2 separate regions of the Homo sapiens genome follow, and region 2 is linked to region 1. The links are chromatin contacts, found by Hi-C or POLR2A ChIA-PET in ENCODE. All regions are on one chromosome and are shown on one strand. Each heading gives the region's core, a stretch centred on a gene start or an enhancer-like site at or near the end of the contact. The rest is flanking DNA. Distances are from core to core; before and after follow the strand shown.

Region 1 (7,263 bases), core at 4,764-7,263:
GTCATGTGGGCCAGGGACATCGTGGAGGGAGGAACCTCTGTGAGGTCAGTGTGGGGGCAAGGGTAGCGTGGAGCTAGGCATTTCTCCCACAATGACCCTCTTCTGCCCCATGTGAAGCGCTTGTCCTGGCATCACCCTGGGGGCAGTGATCTTCTCCGCTGTGGAGGCTTCTATACAGCCAGTGACCCTAACAAGGAGGATATCAGGTGAGGGAGGCTTGATGAGAAGAATCAAGGGTTAGGTGCTCAGGGTAGACTCCTTATTTCCTGACTCCCTCCCCTCCAGAGCAGTGGAGTTGATGCTCCAGGCTGGGCATTCAGATGTTGTCCTGGTAGACACTATGGATGAGCTGCCCAGCCTTGCAGATGTCCAACTTGCCCACCTGAGGCTGAGGGCCCTCTGCCTGCCTGGTGAGAATAACCTTTGACCCCTAACCCTCACCCTCACCCCTAGGTCTGCTGAGCCTAACCTGGTTTACCCTTTGCTTGCTGTAGATGAGTAGCTCTTTAGTCCAATGAGCCCGTTTTCTTTTCTTTTCTTTTTTCTTGAGACGGAGTCTCGGCTGGGCATGGTGGCTCACGCTTGTAATCCCACCACTATGGGAGGCCGAGGTGGGCAGATCACTTGAGGGCAGGAGTTCAAGACCAACCTGGCCAACATGGTGAAACCCCGTTTCTACTAAAAATACACACACACACAAAATTAGCTGGGTGTGGTGGCCGATGCCTGTAATCCCAGCTACTTGGAAGGCTGAGGCACAAGAATCGCTTGAACCCAGGAGGCGGGTGAACTGAGAATGTGCCATTGCATTCCAGCCTGGGCGACAAGAGTGAAACTTGTCTTAAAAAAAAAAAAAAAGGCAGATGAGACGGAGTCTCCCTCTGTGGCCCAGGCTGGAGTGCAGTGGCGTGATCTCGGCTCACTGCAACCTCCAACTCCCATGTTCAAGCGATTCTCCTGCCTCAGCCTCCTGAGTAGCTGGGATTACAGGCGCCTGCCACCATGCCTGGCTAATTTTTGTATTTTTAGTAGAGACGAGGTTTCACCATGTTCCCCGTGTTAGACTAGGCTGGTCTCAAACTCCTCAGATGATCCACCCACCAAGGCCTCCTAAAGCGCTGGGATTACAGGCACAAGCCGTCGTGCCCGGCCAGTGAGACTGTTTTCTACTCACCTCCCACCTCTCCCACCTCTCCCACAGACTCACTGGTTTCCTGTCTTCTTGACCCCAATTTATTCTTTAAACAGCTTTATTGAGACATAATGTACATACCATAAAATTTACCCTTCACTGAAGTATACAATTCAGTGAGTTTTATTATATTTACAATGTTGTACAACCATCACCACAGTTTAATTTTAGAAACCATCCTGGCCATTTACAATTACTTTTCATTCCTGTTCTTAACCCAGCAGGCTATCAACCTGAATCCTGAATCCTGAGTTCTAATCTCTTGCCCTTCTGATCTTTCTACCCTCTATCAGATTCATCTGTAGCTGAGGATAAATGGCTTTCAGCCCTGGAAGGAACACGATGGCTGGACTATGTCAGGTACTCCCTCGCTTCTTCTAGCCATCATTTATAATTCAACCTTCCTCAACCTTCTGTTAACTTGGGGTCCTAAATGGCCTTTCTTTAGTTCTTCTCCTCGGTTTCCCAAGAAGACTGCCATTTTCTGCTCTTTAGAAGGAGGAGGGGTAGGATTTGGAGTCGGCCTTATTCCATCCCATGACCCATCAAAATCACTCCATTCCCCTAGGCTTATCATTCTTCCTCCCTCTTCCTCACCTGCTCCTCCAGGGCTTGTCTTCGAAAGGCCAGTGACATTTCAGTATTAGTGACATCCAGGGTTCGTTCTGTAATACTTCAAGGTGAGTTCCTTGGTTAAGCCCATTCCATTCCTTGCCTCTTTTCTTTACCCACCTGACCAGATTGCATTCAGGGAGGGAGACCCATAAGGCTTCTTCCTCTCCTGTTCCTGGGAACTACCTGCGAGCTCTACTCTCATCCTTCAGTGCTACCTCTGCCTCCCCATCACAACTTGTGGTCCCTGACACTAGGATGGTCTTAGCCCCTTTGTTCCTTTCCTTCCATCAGCGGATGGAGACTGGGGTTGGGGTGGGAAGGGCAGTGTGGAAGCTGGTTTGAGAATTGTGATTCTGCCCCTTACATGTGAAACTGGGTATTTCTATCCGGGTGGAGTCCAGGAAGTGAATCATTCAAGGTCTTTGTTTTCTCTTCACTTCTATGTGCTTTCTCAATCCTCCTACCCCAAACCTTTCCCCTCTGTGCCTCTCACTTCTCCTTGCCGTATTTCTCTTCTCATTCTCTTCTGCCCTAGTTTCTTGGACCCCTCTTCTTTGTCCCTTCTTCCTCTTTATCACCCAGAGCGCGGTGATCGTGATCTCAATGGCCTCCTCTCTTCACTCGTCCAGCTGCTTTCAGCCCCCGAAGCCCGAACACTGTTTGGCTTCCAATCACTAGTACAGCGAGAGTGGGTGGCAGCTGGACATCCCTTCCTGACTCGGCTTGGGGGAACTGGGGCCAGTGAAGAGGTGAGAATGATTCGGGATGGCATCGGGGGCATATTACTAAGGAAGTAAGAGAATGAGAAATTATTTTGTATAATCCATTGGAGGTGAATCCGGTCAGAAGGGCCCCGAGGTTAGGCTGGGACGAAGATCCTGATGAGTGAGGCCTTACAAGCCCCTGCTACCCTCAATTCAGATTTTCATTCCCTGACTTCCATAAGTTCCCCCTATTCCCTGTGTTCCCCATTCCCTTATCATCTCGTCATCCTCCCTCTTTGGGTCCCAATAATCCCTTCCAACCTCTTAATTTCTTTTCAGGCTCCGGTGTTTCTCCTCTTCCTTGATTGTGTCTGGCAGCTCCTCCAGCAGTTTCCAGCTGATTTTGAATTCTCTGAGTTTTTCCTTCTTGCTCTTCATGACAGTGTCAGGGTTCCTGACACCCTTACCTTCCTGAGAAATACCCCCTGGGAGCGCGGAAAGCAGAGCGGACAGGTCAGTGACTTCTATTTTTGACTCGTGTTTTTTTTTCCATTGAGATGTACTCTCTGAAGTTTGGTCTTGATTTGTTTTATGAGAAGTGAGGTCTGTGAGTGGGGAGGGGGAGATTTATTCTCATTTTCAGGACGAGACTTTTGCCCTACATCTTTCCTAGAATAAGAGGTGAGAATCTCATGATTTGTCTCTAGATGTGGGAGGATTGTGTGTAACCATCCTTTTTCTTGCTTCCTCTGTCCAGTTAAACTCCTATACACAAGTCTACACCCCAGGATACTCCCAGCCTCCAGCTGGGAACTCTTTTAACCTGCAGCTGTCTGTCTGGGACTGGGATTTACGTTATAGCAATGCACAGATACTACAATTCCAGAATCCTGGCTATGACCCAGAACACTGTCCAGATTCCTGGCTCCCTAGACCACAGGTGAAGTGTCTAAACTTCCTAAATTCCCTTGACGTTCCCACAGGCTCATGCTACTAGACAGTGAGAAGTGAAAGACAAAATGTCTTGAGTTCCTTAGGGAAAGCTACTCCACTACTCTTCTGCAGCTGTCACTTATAGTCCCTGGGTGTCCCTAGGAAGACAGAAGACCTAGAATAGCACAGAGGGCACCCTTTTTGTCCTTCCTCAAGTCTGTTTACTCATCTTCCTGTCTCGTGCACACATAAGGTGCCCTAAAATCAACCTTAATCAGTCCCGAGGCCTAGTTGAAGCCTAATGAGGAGGGTAGAAGAGTTCTCATGGGGAGGCTTGTAGTTCTAGTCACCAGTGCAGTGAGTGGGTGGCAGCAGGACACCCTGTCCTGATCCAGATTGGGGAAACTAGGGTTATCTGGTCTCTCTGTTGCCAGTTGATTTTCTTTTCCTTTTAGCCAAGCTTCATGGTTCCTGGACCCCCCAGTTCTGTGTGGCTCTTCTCTAGAGGAGCATTGACCCCCCTGAATCAGCTCTGTCCTTGGCGGGACAGTCCTTCCCTGCTGGCAGTCTCTTCTCGTTGGCTCCCTCGACCTGCTATCTCCTCTGAAAGCCTGGCTGACCAGGAATGGGGTCTCCCCTCACATTGGGGAGCTTGCCCTTTACCTCCAGGGCTGCTGCTGCCTGGGTATCTGGGACCCCAGATCAGGCTCTGGAGACGCTGCTACCTGAGGGGAAGGCCTGAGGTCCAGGTAAGAAGGGAAAATAGACTGGGAGTGGGACAAGGGACTTGACTCTGCTGAACCAGATGAACAGGAGCTGGAAAGGCAAGGAGCTGAAGCCTCTGGGAGTCTGGGAAGTGAAGTTCTACTCCTCTTGGCATCAAACAAGGTTTGGGAGTGTAGGAGGTGCGGGAAAGTGCTTGTGGCTTAGATTAAGTGGAATTTAGGGCATAGCTGAAAGGGGAAACAGAATTAAAGACACCAGAAGTAGCAGAGAAGCAGGGGGCCAGAGCTACAACAGTATTCTTCTCTGTTCCTCTTTGCCTCCTCCCCAGATGGGCCTCTCAGCTCCCACAATCTCTGGCCTCCAGGATGAGCTATCCCATCTTCAGGAGTTATTACGGAAATGGACACCAAGAATATCTCCTGAGGATCACTCCAAGAAAAGAGATCCACATACCATTCTCAATCCCACTGAAATTGCTGGCATTCTCAAAGGCAGGGCAGAGGGGGATCTGGGGTAGAGGAGGGTTCTGTCTAATCTTTTTTTTTTTTTTTTGTATCTGCACTTGCAGCCTCAGCTTTCACACTTCAGCCCTTAAGTTCACTAAGAAGGTCTGAGTTTCTGCTGCAGATAGTGGTGTTAACTGCTCCAACTCTTGTCTTGCTTAGTTTCTACAAATATTTTTGCTTCTTGTCATTTGAAGGATTAAGAAACAAAAACAATCCAGAAATTGATCGGTTTTTTTAGGCCAATCCCATCCCTTCTGGATAACCAGATGTTAAATCATGAGATCAGAGATGCTGTTCATCAGTCCCAACAAGATGGCCTAGAAATCGCATTCTCACCTCGCCTTGCTGCTGCTTTAATTCCAAGTTCTATTTCTTCCCTTATAGTTTTCTATGGGAATGAGGCGGATACAGGAAACACCCTATCTCCTCTGTATTTTTGTAGTGGAATTTCTATTTAAGGGGCTCATTAAAGCATAGTATTTATACACATTGCTGGCATTGTTTCTTGTGTTTGAATAAAGGATTCTCCTAGGTAGGAAAGTGGTGGGTAAAAGGGGTGTATGACCCAAGAGAGGAAGGCATCCACCATATTATTGCTAAGGAAATAGGGGAACTGGGTTTGGTGAGGCTCTGCAAAATTCAAGTGCAATTTGGGGAAAGGGTTCTCTTGTGTGTGTCTCCCATTTAGAGGCAGATGGGGCCAGAGTGTTCTAGAGATCCAGACTCTAGAGCTCCGATCCCATCCACCCCTCAGCTGTGGTCACACACCAACGCGGAGCAGCCCTCACCCTCCCCATGCAATTAGGACGAGGTGAGCGCAGACGTCACTCTAAGCTCAGACATTTCGCAGTCTCCTCCCCTGAGGGAAAACCAAATACCTCCAGCCCAAATCAGGGTTGTGAGGCCAAATCTGCAAGAAGGCTGCAGGCGAGAGGGAAGGCTCCCTCTGCGCCTGAAAGCCCCCAAGTCCTCGGGTTGGGGGGAACTCTTCAGCACATCCTTCTCTGGACAACAGAAGAAGAATCACTGTCCACAAAATATATTAAAACTGAAATTTTTGTTCTTTTAGCTTTCGAATTTACACTTTTGAGAGCAGTGTGATTCTTTCAAGTCTAGCAGTGCATTAAGAGGGCCTGAGCGTTTCCGTTCCGCCCTCCTCGCTAAGACAACTAGCAGCGGCACCTCAGGACGCGAGCCGAGGACTCTACCGCCCGACCCAGGTTAAGTTTCGGAGGCTCCTAAGATGGCTGCAGCCGCTTCCAGGCACCTCCTCTTCCGCGGCCCCGCCCACCGCTACGTCCGTCTTCGCCCCGGAAGTGGAAGTCGTGCTGAGGTCAGAAGGCGGAACCGCTGCTGGGAGACGGCGGGATCTCTTTCGCCATGGCTGCCGGGCCGATCTCCGAGCGGAATCAGGGTAACTGGAGGGGGAAAGTCTGGAATGGGCTCAGCGTGGCTAGGAGGCCCCGACTACAGCCAGCAGTGTCTCTGCAGGGGTGGGAGACTGGACTCCTCCCTTCCCCAGAGGGCGCGAGACCGGCCCTCTGCCTGTTGGGGGCGGGGTGGCCGGGTGCTGGCTGAGGCCTCTGGGTGTGATACTTAAGTCCGGTCCCCTGCTGACTTCTCACTCAAAAAATCAAAAAAACCCACTCACAATACTAAATTAGACTTCAGAGGATTCCCGAAGTCCTGGGAAGAGAGAAGTTTAAGGGTTTAAACTTTTTTTTTTGCTCCTGTCCCCTACCGCGGTCCCCAGTTCCCCTGGTTGGGTTCCATCTTCATGTTTCCATCACTTCCTTCCTTCCCGTTACACTCTCACGCTTGCTCTTTTTGCTCCCTCCCTTCAAGATGCCACTGTGTACGTGGGGGGCCTGGATGAGAAGGTTAGTGAACCGCTGCTGTGGGAACTGTTTCTCCAGGCTGGACCAGTAGTCAACACCCACATGCCAAAGGATAGAGTCACTGGCCAGCACCAAGGTGAGTACATGACAAGGGGCGAATTGCTCCCGGAGGGTCCCAGCAGTATTCACAACTGTTTTGGAATAACATGAGCAACCTAAAGATTTTTTTCTTTTAAGCCTCTCTTCAGTTTATTTCTGGAACCATTCTTAAGTAAAGTGATGTTGTTTCTTTCTTGTTCTTTGTGATTAGAGGGTAGATGAATTTTACCCCATTTTCAGTCTCTTTACTTACGTTGTTAACCTCCTCTTCTCCACTTTTCCAGGCTATGGCTTTGTGGAATTCTTGAGTGAGGAAGATGCTGACTATGCCATTAAGATCATGAACATGATCAAACTCTATGGGAAGCCAATACGGGTGAACAAAGCATCAGCTCACAACAAAAACCTGGATGTAGGGGCCAACATTTTCATTGGGAACCTGGACCCTGAGATTGATGAGAAGTTGCTTTATGATACTTTCAGCGCCTTTGGGGTCATCTTACAAACCCCCAAAATTATGCGGGACCCTGACACAGGCAACTCCAAAGGTTATGCCTTTATTAATTTTGCTTCATTTGATGCTTCGGATGCAGCAATTGAAGCCATGAATGGGCAGTACCTCTGTAACCGTCCTATCACCGTATCTTATG
Region 2 (6,717 bases), core at 1,425-3,924, 1.3 Mb before region 1:
GGCAATCCTAAGCTAAAAGAACAAAGCTGGAGGCAACTTTACCCAACTTCAAACTATTACTTAGGGCTACAATAACCAAAACCGCATGGCACTGGTACAAAAACAGGCACAGAGACCAATGGGACAGAATAGAGAGTCTAGAAATAAAGCCGCACACCTATGACCATCTATTCTTTGACAAAGCTGACAAAACAAGCAGTGAGGAAAAAGAGTCCCTATTCAATAACTGGGGATACTGGCTAGGCTAGCCATATGCAGAAGATTGAAGCTGGACTCCTTTCTTATACCATACACAAAAATTAACTGAAGATGGATTAAAGACAAGGTAAAACCCAAAACTATAAAAATCCTGGAAGACCGGCCGGGCACAGTGGCTCACGCCTATAATGCCAGCACTTTGGGAGGCTGAGGCGGGCGGATCACCTGAGGGTGGGAGTTCGAGACCAGCCTGACCAACATGGAGAAACCTGGTCTCTACTAAAAACACAAAATTAGCTGGGCGTGGTGGCGCATGCCTGTAATCCCAGCTACTAAGGAGGCTGAGGCAGGAGAATCGCTTGAACACGGGAGGCGGAGGTTGCGGTGAGCCGAAGGTTGCGGGGAGCTGAGATTGTGTCATTGCACTCCAGCCTGGGCAATAAGAGCGAAAAAAAAAAAAAGTGGGCAAAGGAGCCGGGCACAGTGGCTCAACGCCTGTAATCCCTGCACTTTGGGAGGCTGAGGCGGGTGGATCACCTGAGCTCAGCAGTTTGAGACTAGCCTGGCCAACATGATGAAACCCCGTCTCTACCAAAAATACAAAAAAGCTGGGCGTGGTGGCGGGCACCTGTAATCCCAGTTACTCAGGAGGCTGAGGCAGGAGAATCACTTGAACCAGGGAGGCGGAGGTTGCAGTGAGCTGAGATGGCGCCACTGTACTCCAACCTGGGCAACAAGAGCAAAACTCCTTCTCAAAGAGAAAAAAAAAAAAAAAAGTGGGCAAAGGACATGAACAGACATCAGACACTTTATTTTTATTTATTTATTTATTTATTTATTTATTTTATTATTATTTTTTTTTTTTTGAGAGGGAGTCTCACTCTGTCGCCCAGGCTAGAGTGCAGTGGCGCCATCTCGGCTCACTGCAACCTCCACCTCCGGGGTTCAAACGATTCTCCCACCTCAGCCTCTGGAGTAGCTGGGACTACAGGCGTCCACCACCACGCCTGGCTAATTTTTGTATTTTTAGTAGAGATGGGGTTTCACCATGTTGGCCAGGCTGGTCAGTAACTCCTGACCTCAGGTGATACACCCACTTCAGCCTTCCAAAGTGCTGGGATTACAGGCCTGAGCCACGCCCCAGCCAGACACTTTTCAAAAGACGATATACATACAGCCAACAAGCCTATTAAAAAAACCTCAATATCACTGATCATTAGAGAAATGCAAATAAATCAAAACCACAACGAGATACCACCTAACACCAGTCAGAATGGCTATTACTAAAAACTAAAAAAATAACAGATGCTGGCAAGGTTGCGAGAAAAGAGAACACTGTTCTATCGTTGGTGCAAGTGTAAATTAGTTCAATCACTGGGAATCACTTGAACCAGGGAGGCGGAGGCTGCAGTGAGCCAGACTGGGCCACTGCACTCCAGTCCGGGAGACAGAGCGAGACCGTCTCAAAAAAAAATTATTCATCGTTTATCTGAAACTCAAATTTCACTGGGCATCCTGTATGTTATCTGGCAATGCTATGCTCCCCCGAGAAAATAAAAAGAAGAAATCTCATAGGTGCCTGTTTCACCCAATCGGTGATTTGTGTTCGTCAACTATTCTGTATTACATTCAGTGATTACACTTAGAAGGAACTCTTGAAACCCTGCAAAAATTTATGTCCTCCTCTTCTAATGTGACTCGTAATAGGTACTCAGCCCAAGCCTGAAACTGACAAAGAGAGCTACCTCACCGGATAAAGCCTTTGTGTCAGACAGCCGTGGGTTTAAATCTTGACTCCACCACTTAACTAGCTGTATGATTTTGGACAAATCACTTAAAATCGCTGAGACTCGGTATCCTGAACCGTAAAATGGAGAGATAATTTACCTTAAGGTGTGGTTGTGAGGTATAAGTGAGATAAACAAAATGACTGATACATAAAAAGCAATCTGTAAATGGTACCTTTGAAGATGATACAGGGAAAGGTAATGAAGTTAGAGACGAGGGAATGGGGAGAGGAAGGGATTAATAATCTATTTTCCTAATAGACGTTATTTTGCAAAGAAAGGAGGGCAGAAAACTATTACGATGAGTCCGAAAAGCAGAACTGTAGCTAAAGACAGACCCGGGCTGCTCTAGAGAAGACGGCGCTAGAACAGAGAAAGGAAGCAGGAATGACCAGTCAATGACCGTCCCCCTGGGGGTAACAGTGGTAACCCGGGACTATCCGCCACTCCAGGGCCCCGGGATGACTCAGGGAGTCCAGCGGGCTCCTTACCTCCGGGGCCAGGGCCGCCTCTCGCCCATGAGCCCCTGGCCCCCACCCCAGGCCCTCCCTGCCTTGGCGCTACACGCGCCCGGAACCCAGCTCTGCCCCTCCTGCCCCGAAGTAGCTCCTCACCACACCATAGTGCTTTCCAACACCATCTTGCCACCTTCCTCCCTCCCGACCGGGTCTCCGGGACGGCCTAACAACAACTCCTCCAATTGGCCCGTCGCTCTTCACCAATCACAGACCTCGGCTTGGCCAGCTGCTTCCGCCTCCGTCCCCCACGTTGCGTTCTGGGAGTTGTAGGTGCCGCCAAACAAATTTGTAGGCGTCTTGAGGGTAGTTGAAGGGAATCGCGGTAACACAAAAAACAGGATCTAGCCTCCACTTTCCCTGCCATTGCAGTTCTCAGTTGGGGTTTCCCGCTGGCCGGATCTCAGGGGAGCTATGGAGGAACCTTTGAAAGTGCTGTGTCGATTCCGGCTTCGGCATTTTAAAAAAGTGTCGGGATCGGCCGAGCGCGGTGGCTCACGCCTGTTAGCCCAGCACTTTGGGAGGCCAAGGCGGGCGGATCACGAGGTCAGGAGTTCGAGACCAGCCTGGCCAGCATGGTGAAACCCTGTCTCTACTAAAAATACAAAAAATTAGCCGGGCATGGTGGCGCACGCCTGTAATCCCCGCTACTCGGGAGGCTGAGGCAGGAGAATTACTTGAACCCGGGAGGCAGAGATTGCAGTGAGCCGAGATCGCGCCACTGCACTCCAGCCTGGGGGACAGAGTGAGACTCCGTCTCAAAAAAAGAAAAAAAAAAGTGTCGGGATCGCTAATGACTTTCTACAGCCCTCAGTTCCCTGTAGAATTTTAATTCAACAAGCCCTTATACCCTTCAATTGAATTTATTTGTATATTTATCTCCTCCCTCGTTTAACTAAGGGTGGGCAACGTGCCTTTTTTTTTTTTTTTTTTTTTTTTTTTTTTTTTTTTTTTGAGACGGAGGAGTCTCGCTCTTTCACCCAGGCTAGAGTGCAGTGGCTCGATCTCGGCTCACTGCAACCTCCACCTCCTGGGTTCCAGGGATTCTCCTGCCTCAGCCTCCCAGGTAGCTGGGACTACAGGGGCATTCCACCATGCCCGGCTAATTTTGTATTTTTAGTAGAGACGAGGTTTCACCATGTTGGCCAGGCTGGTCTCGATTTCCTGACCTCAGATGATCCACCCACCTCAGCTTCCCAAAGTGCTGGGATTACAGGCGTGAGCCACCACACCTGGCCGGCAACGTGTCTTAATCTTTACAATTCCCTAAGCCCAGTACAGAGCCCGGAAAAGATTTGACAACTCAATTATATTAACTAATCTGCCAAAGAACAAACCACTAAACCGTTTTGGTTAATCAAAAATTACATTCAAGGCCTGATGCAATGGCTTAGGTTTTATAATCCCAGCGTTTTGGGAGGCCCAGGCAGGAGGATCAACTCAGGCTAGGAGTCTGAGACCAGCCTGGACAACACAGCCAGACTCCGTCTCTACAAAGTTTTATTGTTTGAGACAGGGTGTCGCTCTGTTGCCCAGATTGGAGTGCAGTGGCCTGATCTCGGCTCACTGCAATCTCCACCTCCCGGGTTCAAGCCATCCTCCTGCCTCAGCCTCCTGAGTAGCTGGGGCTATAGGTGCATGCCACCAAGCCCAGCTAATTTGTTTTTAATTTTTTGATGTGGGAGGATGGCTTGAGCGCATGAGTTCGAGACCAGCGTAGGCAACATAGCCAGACCCCATCTCTGAAAAAAAAAAAGTCTCAAAGTGTTGGGATTACAGGCGTGAGCCATCACATCAGCTGGATATTTGATATTAAGCAATTTTTTTAGGCATGATAATAGTGTTAAAGTTATCACCCTTATAAAAGTAGGCTTTATTAAGGGTTATATGTTGTATTCATAGATAAAAAAAGTATATGAAGTTTGGGATTTAACTTAATCCTCTGGAAGAAACAAATAGTTTTGTTTTTTGAGACAGGGTCTCAAAGTAAAACAAAAGAGACAAGGTCTCACTGGGCTGGAGTGCAGCAGTGGTGCAATCATACATAGCTCACTGCAACCTCTAACTCCTGGCCTCCCATCTCAGCCTCCGAAAACTGGGATTACAGGCTTGAGCCACTGCACCCGGCCACGCTGGTCTTATTTATGTTGATAATTATTGAGGCTGGGTTATGTGTACATAGTGGTTCACCATACTACTCTACTTTTGGTTTGGAAATTCCCATAATGAAAAAAAGAAGGCCAGCTGGGCACGGTGGCTCACGCCTGTAATCCCAGCACTGAGAGGCCGAGGTGGGCAGATCACTTGAGGTTGGGAGTCCGAGACCAGCCTGGATACCCCCGTCGCTACAAAAAAATACAAAAATTAGCTGATTGTGATGGTGCCAGCCTGTAGTCCCAGCTACTTGAGAGACTGAGGTAGGAAAGTCGCCTGAGCCCAGAAAGTCAAGGCTAGAGTGAGCTGAGATTGCTCTGGGTAACAGAGCAAGACTAAAAAAGAAAACCAAGGCTGGGAAATCTCAGCACTTTGGGAGGCCGAGGCGGACGGATCATAAGTTCAGGAGATCGAGAACATCTTGGCCAACATGGTGAAATCCCATCCTACTAAAGATACAAAAATTAGCCGGGCATTGTGGTGGGTGCCTATAGTCCCAGCTACTCTGGAGGCTGAGGCAGGAGAATCACTTGAATCCGGGAGGAAAAGGTTGCAGTGAGCCGAGATCGTGCTATTGTACTCCAACCTGCGCGACAAGAGTGAAACTCCGTCTCAAAAAAAGAAAAACAAAACTAATAAAGAATGAGACTTCATCTCTGAATACATCTCAGAATAGCTGAGATTGACATGCTTAAGGGTAAAATATCAGACCAGATGACGATTTCCAACTTTATTATCCTATGATTTTAATTTCTCTTTTAGTTAGAAGTTTTACACTAATAGACCCTACTTGTATCTGAATATAAATTAGAGCATATAGCTAGAGAATAAGCACTAGTCGCTGCTCACCGCTAGAGGGACCCTCTGATCATAAGAGGATTATCTACACCACCCATTCAGTAGTTTTGAGTACACTCTGAGTGACAAGGTCAGGGATGCAGAACATTTATGCCTAAAACATGTTAACCTCCAATTCCTATTAGGGAAAAAAGTTTTCTCCTTATCCAGACAAAAGGAGGACTGGCTGGGGCTGTGGGAAAATCAAATTCAAAACTTTGAGAATCTGGGCCGAATGCAGTGGCTCACGCCTGTAATCCCAGCACTTTGGGAGGCCGAGGTGAGCGGATCACTTGAGGCTAGGAGTTTGAGACCAGCCTGGCCAACATGGTGAAATCTGTCTCAAAAAAAAAAAAAAAAAAAAGAAAGAAAGAAAGAAAAAGAAAAGAAAAATGAAAAGAAACTTTGAGAATCCCCCATTCCTCTTCCAATCCAAGTACTTGCTTTTTCTTTCTTCTTTTTTTTTTTTTTTTTTTTTTTGAGATGGAGTGTCACTCTGTTGCCAGGGTGGAGTGCAATGAATGGTGCAATCTCAGCTCACTGCAACCTCTGCCTCCTGGGTTCAAGCGATTCTCCTGTCTCAGCCTCCCGAGTAGCTGGGATTACAGGCGCCCGCCACCATGCCCGGTTAATTTTTTTTTTTTTTTTTTTTTTTTGAGAAGGAGTTTCACTCTTGCTGCCCAGGCTGGAGTGCAAGGGCTCGATCTTGGCTCACCGCAACCTCTGCCTCTCAGGTTCAAGCGATTGTCTTGCCTCAGCATCCCAAGTAGCTGGGATTACAGGCGTGCACCCACCACGCCCAGCTAATTTTTTGTATTTTTAGTAAAGATGGGTTTTCTCCATGTTGGTCATGCTGGTTCTCCCTGTTGGTCGAACTCCCAACCTCAGATGATCTGCTCGCCTCGTCATCCCAAAGTGCCGGGATTACGAGCGTGAGCCACCGCGCCTGGCCTAATTTTTGTATTTTTAGTAGAGATGGTGTTTCGCATTGTTGGCCAGGCTGCTCTTGAACTCCTGGCCTCAAGTGATCCACCCATCTTGGCCTCCCAAAGTGCTGGGATTACAGGTGTGAGCCACTGGACTTGGCCAATCCTCTGTTTAATTCTGATGGAACTTTGTTAGTCTCTCAATTATTTTGTATCACATCCTATTGGGGCAAAAAATATTTCAGGGTTCCCAATATTGCCTCTAACTATACTTATTCCAATATTCTCATCATGATCTCT

Evidence for each region. Hi-C counts contacts between places; a loop is a spot of excess contacts on that map. ChIA-PET counts read pairs that join two places held with the same protein, here RNA polymerase II (POLR2A). Pooled maps may share reads with other maps.
Region 2: a map of naive thymus-derived CD4-positive, alpha-beta T cell shows a loop between it and region 1 (26-fold over the local background). The contact joins the promoter of PSMD4 here to the promoter of SF3B4 in region 1. A Hi-C loop is called at or near these places in 1 of 168 maps with a recorded cell type or tissue (naive thymus-derived CD4-positive, alpha-beta T cell) and 4 of 50 pooled maps. POLR2A ChIA-PET finds 5 or more read pairs at or near these places in 1 of 52 experiments (activated CD8-positive, alpha-beta memory T cell).

What each region holds. Positions count from the first base shown.
Region 1 is chr1:149,926,553-149,933,815 of GRCh38, reverse strand. It overlaps SF3B4 (splicing factor 3b subunit 4), which reads left to right and starts at 6,013. Exons shown (of 6, transcript NM_005850.5): 1 at 6,013-6,090; 2 at 6,522-6,650; 3 at 6,898-7,263. The coding sequence starts at 6,057. MTMR11 (myotubularin related protein 11) reads left to right here. Exons shown (of 17, transcript NM_001145862.2): 9 at 118-206; 10 at 286-410; 11 at 1,486-1,552; 12 at 1,802-1,872; 13 at 2,390-2,556; 14 at 2,851-3,024; 15 at 3,269-3,451; 16 at 3,900-4,193; 17 at 4,499-5,165. The coding sequence ends at 4,687. RefSeq lists enhancers at 4,633-4,702, 5,837-6,216.
Region 2 is chr1:151,250,691-151,257,407 of GRCh38, reverse strand. It overlaps PSMD4 (proteasome 26S subunit ubiquitin receptor, non-ATPase 4), which reads right to left and starts at 2,674. Exons shown (of 10, transcript NM_002810.4): 1 at 2,600-2,674. The coding sequence starts at 2,625. RefSeq lists a silencer at 2,413-2,552 and an enhancer at 2,593-2,782.